Regions from separate parts of the Homo sapiens genome. Here region 2 is linked to region 1. The links are chromatin loops, found by intact Hi-C in ENCODE. Cell type or tissue: heart right ventricle. All regions are shown on one strand. Links, peaks and the distances in the headings refer to the core of each region. The heading gives the core; the rest is flanking DNA.

The links. Hi-C counts contacts between places; a loop is a spot of excess contacts. Peaks named below come from ENCODE experiments on the same cell type or tissue, not always from the same donor. Only the 100,000 strongest peaks of a DNase experiment are listed, where the experiment ranks them.
Region 2: it touches region 1 in a loop (7-fold over the local background); 91 of 110 quality-filtered maps call a loop at or near these places.

What each region holds. Positions count from the first base shown.
Region 1 is chr3:157,621,006-157,624,430 of GRCh38, reverse strand. No RefSeq gene overlaps it. Among named protein-coding and RNA genes, the nearest start is that of VEPH1, 120 kb to the right of the region's middle. In heart right ventricle, for the core only: no CTCF peak of the experiment used is centred there; no DNase peak of the experiment used is centred there.
Region 2 is chr3:158,440,717-158,444,141 of GRCh38, reverse strand. All of the region lies in intron 6 of RSRC1 (arginine and serine rich coiled-coil 1), which reads right to left. Among named protein-coding and RNA genes, the nearest start is that of UC.134, 84 kb to the left of the region's middle. In heart right ventricle, for the core only: no CTCF peak of the experiment used is centred there; no DNase peak of the experiment used is centred there.

The DNA.
Region 1 (3,425 bases), core at 561-3,060:
TAACACGGTGAAATGCTGTCTGTACTAAAAATACAAAAAATTAGCCGGGTGTAGTGGTGCGCAACTGTAGTCCCAGCTACTTGGGAGGCTGAAGCAGGAGAATCTCTTGAACCCTGGAGGCAGAGGTTGCAGTGAGCCAAGATCATGGCACTGCACTCCAGCCTGGGCAACAGAGCAAGACTCTGTCTCAAAAAAAAAAAAAAGTGCTACAAATGTTCCTCACAATCACTGTCATGTAAGCAAATCTGGCCTTTCATGCCTGTCTGCTTATTGGTAAATACTGAATGGCAGCTGGTCAATGAGACCAATGGTGCTTTAATAATAGCCACAAAAGCCTATTTAGGATAAACAATAGAAAAAGCATGTTTTAAAATGCTTATAACTGGTTAAGAAATACAGCAGAAGTATAAAAATTTAATAATTTCACTTGATATTGAGAAATATAAGCACTATTTCTTAAAATTTCAATTGCATTAATTCAAAACCTTATGCAGAATAAGAAAAGAGCAATATGCCAGATTCTTTGGCTAAATCCTTCATTGTCACAGTCTTAAATTATTGCAAAGACCTGAAGATTTCAGAATAATGATGATACAGAGCAGTAACTTTCTATCACTGCACAAAATGTACAGAGCTATAAATCTTATTATAATATAACATAGAGTTTTAGAGATGCTTAAAATCCTTTTAAATACCAAGTCAGCTAGTTGGTAAAATGTAGCATCCGCAATTTGCTGATAGACAAACTAAGGTGAATGACCTCACTATAATCATGGCAGAGGAAAGGGTGGATTTGCTTAGCTAATTACACTTCAACTGATCTGGTCTACAACCTCCTCTGTAATTTTTATTTTTTAATGAAAAATACAAAAGTTTGCAAACATCTTGTCTGCCTTATAAGTGTTTCCCCCAGGACTATTTAAAGATCAAAAAAGAAAATTTCAAACATGCAATCTGGCAAAAAAAAAAAAAAAAAGCAAGGAAATAAATAGCCAAAAAAGTGCTCTGTCTACAGTAGGCAAACCACTAGCTAAGGCTTTCTTCTTCCATAGTCTTCAACTCTTTCCTTCCTTCATCAATTCAATTATTCCAGGGATACCTTAATATTATGGTCCTAGGAGAGTCCACCTGCCTTCTCCTTTTTGATACCTTGTTTGCAGGCTCATGAGCTACCTCATTTTAACACAACCGTTTATAATGCTTCCAAAATCCCCTGTCCCTTGCTTTCCGATCATCACTCCTGTGCCTTAGCTGTCCAGCACCAGGTATATACATAATTAATATTCATCAATGCTGACAATTCCTGGCTCTCCCTGCTTGTCCCTTACTCTTGCTGGGAATACCACTTTAGGATACAGCTCATCCAGGGGAAATTTATTCTGCCTCTCTCCTTGCCTTGCTCTTGATACAAACCAGCTAAAAGCAATTTAGGACAGTGGTGAGTTTACCAAGAATTCTAACAGAATTGTTTCCTGAAAGCCGGCCTGTTGAAAAATCTTGGAGGCTAAGGAAATGTGCCCAACACAAGAAGTTTTGTTTGTGTCACTGTTTACCCTGACGCCCCCATCGCTATCTTTAATGATTAAATCTAGTGGCAGAAAGGAAGTTCTGCAGAAAAAAGTCTGTGTGGGCTTTTTCAAAGGACAAGTCTAGTGAACCTGCCTGGTACACATTCTTCTGGGATTTCAGTTCATAAGAATAATATCAACAATCACAAAACAAGTGCAGAAACGACAAAACTCACCACCACACACACACAAAAGTGAGGCAAGCAGAGGCATCATCTGCCTTTGTGAGTCCAGGAAAAAAGTTTCTTTTAAAGTAAAAATCACAAGCACCAATGCAGCTTTGGGGACAGGGGCCTACAGAGAGAGGGAGGTCCAATGCCAGATGTTTGATAGCCTGTGGGAGGGAGTGGGCTCAGTCAGCTGCACCAGCCATGAGTGGAGCTGCTCTTCCTTGAATGTATGGCCTGGAATACTTCCAGCGGATACATCCCTTCAGTAATGGTAAACTCAAACTTGAGCTGGGGGAACAAGGTTAGGACAAAGCGAACCCCAAGATGTCAGAAAATCAGTGAGGATTAAGAGCATGTCAGCTGATGTTGAAGTCAAACTTTAGACCAGAGGAGTTGGTGTGAAGGAGTCAGTTTTATGAGGATAACAGGGAGACACTAGGGCTTGATGGCTCTGGGACCCTGGGGATGGAGCGGAACTCCATAACTCCCTGTGTGAGAGTGCCCTCTTGCTCTATCCTCCTCTATCTCAAGCTCTGTTGGCTGATTTGAAAGGGAACGAGGTAATATCTGAAAGCGCAGCAGGGGTGGGAATGAGAATGATGCTCGGAGAACACCGTCCAGGCTTCTGCCCCCTCACTGTAAAGTGACGAGGGTGGGCACAACATTTTCATATTGTTGCCCGATGAGGATGGTAATGGAGACAGACAAGGCTTAGAAACTGAGGATTTCTCTCTCTCTCTCTCGCTCTCTCTCTCTCTATATATATACACACACACACATATATATACATACATGCATATGTGTATACATACATATATGTGTGTGTATATATACACGTGTATATATACATACACACACACACACACACACGTGAGTGTGTTACAGTGTGGTCTCTCCACCCGACAGACATGAGGCCATAATGTTTGTTCCCATAGAACTTAGACTAAAGAGAGAAGGGATCAAATTTGCAACATCATGTGCACAGTGATCTGGAAAGTGTTGGCAAAAGCATATAGACCCTGGCACCAGGCTGGAGTTTGAATCCAGGACCCATTGCCAACTAACTAGATTATGTTGGGCAAGTTTCTTGTACGTGAAATAGAGGTAATATCGTAGCACCCTTGTGTGTTAGTTTGCTAGGGCTGACGTAACAATAAGTACCACAAACTGGTTGACTTAAACAACAGAAATTTATTCTTTCACAGTTCAGGAGGCCAGAAGTCCAAAATCAAGATGTAGGCAGGGTTGGTTCCTTCTGAAGGCTCTGAGGGAGAATCTGTTCCATGGCTCTCTCAACAGAGGAGACAATGGAGTCTGCCTCTGTTGCCCAGGTTGGATCGCAGTGGCATGATCTCGGCTCACTGCAACCTCTGCTTCCCAGGTTCAAACAATTCTCCTGCCTCAGCCTCCTGAGTAGCTGAAACTACAGGCATGTGCCACCATGCCTGGCTGTTTTTTTTGTATTTTTAGTAGAGATGGAGTTTCACTATATTGGCCAGGCTGGTCACTATATTATGTATATATTTTTTTGAGATGGAGTCTCACTTGGTCATCAAGGCTGGAGTACAGCGGCGTGATCTCAATTCACTGCAGCCTCGGCCTCCTGGGTTCAAGTGATTCTCCTGCCTCAGCCACCTGAGTAGCTAGGATTACAGGTGTGAGTCACTGTGCCCGGTCTGTCTTAGTA
Region 2 (3,425 bases), core at 466-2,965, 820 kb before region 1:
CTGTGAAGACACATTTTGGTAATTCTGACAATACTTTAAGCTTTTTAGCTATTATTACATCTGTTGATATCTGTCACCTGTGATCAGTGATTTTTGATGCTACTGCTGTGTTTTGGGATGCCACAAACCAGGCCCATATAGGGCAATTAACTTAATTGATAAGTGTATGTGTGTTTTCTGACTGTGCCACCAACTGGCTGTTCCTCTGTCTCTTGCCCTCTCCCTGTACCTCTCTGTTCCCTGAGACACAACAATACTGAAATAAGGCCCATCAGCAACCCTACAATAGCCTTTGAGTGTTCAAGTGAAAGGAAGAGCCACACATCTCTCACTTCATATGAAAAGCCAGAAATGACTAAGCTTAGTGAGAACGCATGTCAAAAGCTGAGATGAGGGAAAAGATAGGCCTCTTGTGCCAAATAGTGCAACACATTGTGAATGCAAAGGAAAAGTTCTTGATAGAAATTAAAAGTGCTACTCAAGTGAACACATAAATGGTAAGAAAGTGAAACATCCTTATTGCTGATAGGGACAAAGTTTGAGTGGTCTAGGTAGAAAATTAAACCAGCCATACCATTAAGCTTAGCCAAAAGCCTAATCCAGAGCAAAGTCCTAACTTTCTTAAATTCTGTGAAGGCTGACAGAGGTGAGGAAGCTGCTGAAGAAAAGTCTAAAGCTATCAGAAGTTGGCTTGTGAGGTTTAAGGAAAGAAGTAATCTTCATAACATAAAAGTGCAAGGTGAAGCAGCAATGCTGATGGAAAGGCTGCTGCAAGTGATCCAGAAGATCTAGCTAAGATCATTGATGAAGGCGGCTACGCTAAATGACAGATTTTCAATGCAGACAAAACCGCTTTCTAGGAAAGAAGATGCCATCTAGGATTGTCATAGGTAGAGAGAGGAAGTCAATGCCTGGTGTCAAAGCTTCAAAGGACAAGCTGACTCTCGTGTCAGGGGCTAACGCAGCTGGTGACTTTAAGCTTGAAGCCAGGGCTCATTTCTCATTCTAACAATCTAAGGGTCCTTAAGAATGATGCTAAATCTACTCTGCCTGTGCTCTATAAATGGAACAACAAAGCTTGGATAACAGCACAGCTGTTTATAGCATGGTTTATGATTATTTGAAGCCCACTGTTGAGATCTGTTGCTCAGAAAAAAAAGATTTCTTTTAAAATATTATTGCTTATTGACAGTATACCTGGTCACCCAAGAGCTTTGATGGAGACATACAAGAGGATTAATGCTGTTTTCACGCCTGCTAACAGAACATTCATTTTGCAGCCCACAGATCACAGAAAAATTGACTTCCAAGTCTTACTGTTTAAGAAATACATTTTCTAGGGCTATGGCAGCTATAGCCCTATAAAATGTATTTCTTAAACAATAAGACTTGAAAGTCCTCTGATGGACTTCCAAAGTAAATGAAAACCTTCTGGAAAGGATTTTGCCATTCTAAATGCCATTAAGAACATTTGTGATTCCTGGGAGGAGGTCAAAATAGCAACATTAACAGGGGTTTGGAAGAAGTAGCTTCAAACCCCTCATGGATGATTTTGAAGGGCTCAAGACTTCAGTGGAGGATGTAACTGCAGTTTGTGGTAAAAATAGCAAGAGAACTAGAATTAGAAGTGGAGCATGAAGATGTGACTGAACCTGAAGGGATGAGAAATTGCTTCTTAAGTATTAACAAAAAAAATTGTTCCTTAGATGGAATATACTCCTGTTAAAGATGTTGGGGACATTGTTAAAAATGACAACAAATGATTTAGAGTATTATACAAAAACTTAGTTGATAAAGCAGCAACACAGTTTGAGAGGATTGACTCCAATGTTGAAAGAAATTCTACCGTGGGTAAAATGCTATCTAATAGCATTGCATGTTACAGAGAAATATTTTATGAAAGAGTCAATCATTGCAAACTTCACTGTCTTATTTTAAGAAACTGCCACAGCCATCCCAACCTTCAGCAACCGCCACCCTCATCAATGGGCAGCCATAAACATCAAGGTGAGACCCTCCTCACTAAAGGCTCAGATGACTTGTCAGCATGTTTTAGTAATAAAATATTTTTTAATTAAGTCATGTACATTGTTTTTTAGACAATGCTATTATACACTTAATAGACTACAGTACAGTATAAACATAACTTTTATATGCACTGGTAGGGAAATCAAAAAATTTGTGATTTGCATTACTGTGGCATTTGCTTTGTTGTGGTGGTCTGGAATCAAACCCACAGTATCTCTGAAGTATGCCTGTATATTCCCTAAATCTTGAGTTCAGGGTCCTTTGTATTCACTAGAGCATACTGTAAGTTTGTTGTTTAGTTTAATACTTCTCTCACCATGGTGACAAGATTCACAGTTTATCCTCACAATCGTGTCAATTTTGCTTTATGTATCCTGAAGTTGTGTTATCAGATGCACACAAGTTATAATTCTTCTACTGTATTGCTGTATTCTGAGATTTTGCATTTTTAACAAGTTCCATGTGATGCTAATGTTGCAGTTCTAGGTTCTACACTTTGAGAAGTATTACTTGAGAATAACAGAAGAGAATACACAAGTTTATTAGGAATTGGAGAGATTATCTGTTAAATAACACATCTTGTGACCCCAAATCTTAATCATGTTATTATGGGCCTCATGATCCAGGATGCAGGAATATTCTTGCTCCAAAAATAAAAAAAAAACCCTACTGATAGCACAATACCTTGGGTGTTTGGTTCTTTCTTTTGTTAATATCTTGTTGCCAATATATTTAAAAAAGTCTTTGTTTGTATTTTGCCAAGATAAGATCGTAGATCTTCAAAACGTTTTAGTAGACTTTGTCTCTTCAGCTCATCTGTTTAACCCTAGTACTCAATATATTGCTAAACAACAGATGCTTAATATATGACTCAATGAATACTGCCAAGAAGTCAGAAAGTAAAGATACACTTCATAACCCAGATTTAGAGAATCATAGAAATTGTCCTATCATTCCATTTGTTAACATTCCAACAGACTGTAGGAGAAGCAGACAGATACATTATTCTTTTTGGGCCATTTAATAACATTATTAAAAATTAAGACCTATAAGTTAAGCAGCTGAATGCTTATGTACGATTAATAAAAACATAAAACCATGCAAGAGATTTCACTTCAAACACCTGAAAGTGATTTCTCTAATATTTATTTTCTTTCATTTTTTTTCTTATGAGATGGAGTTTTGCTCATGTTGCCCAGGCTGGAATGCAATGGGGTGATCTCGGGTCTCTGCAAGCTCTGCCTCCTGGGTTCAAGCAATTCTCCTACCTCGGCCTCCCAAGTAGCTGGGATTACAGGCAGCGCCACCACACCCAGCTAATTTTGTATATTTATTAGAGATGGGGTTTCACCATGTTCGTCAGGTTGGTTTCAAACTCCTGACCTCAGGTGATCCAC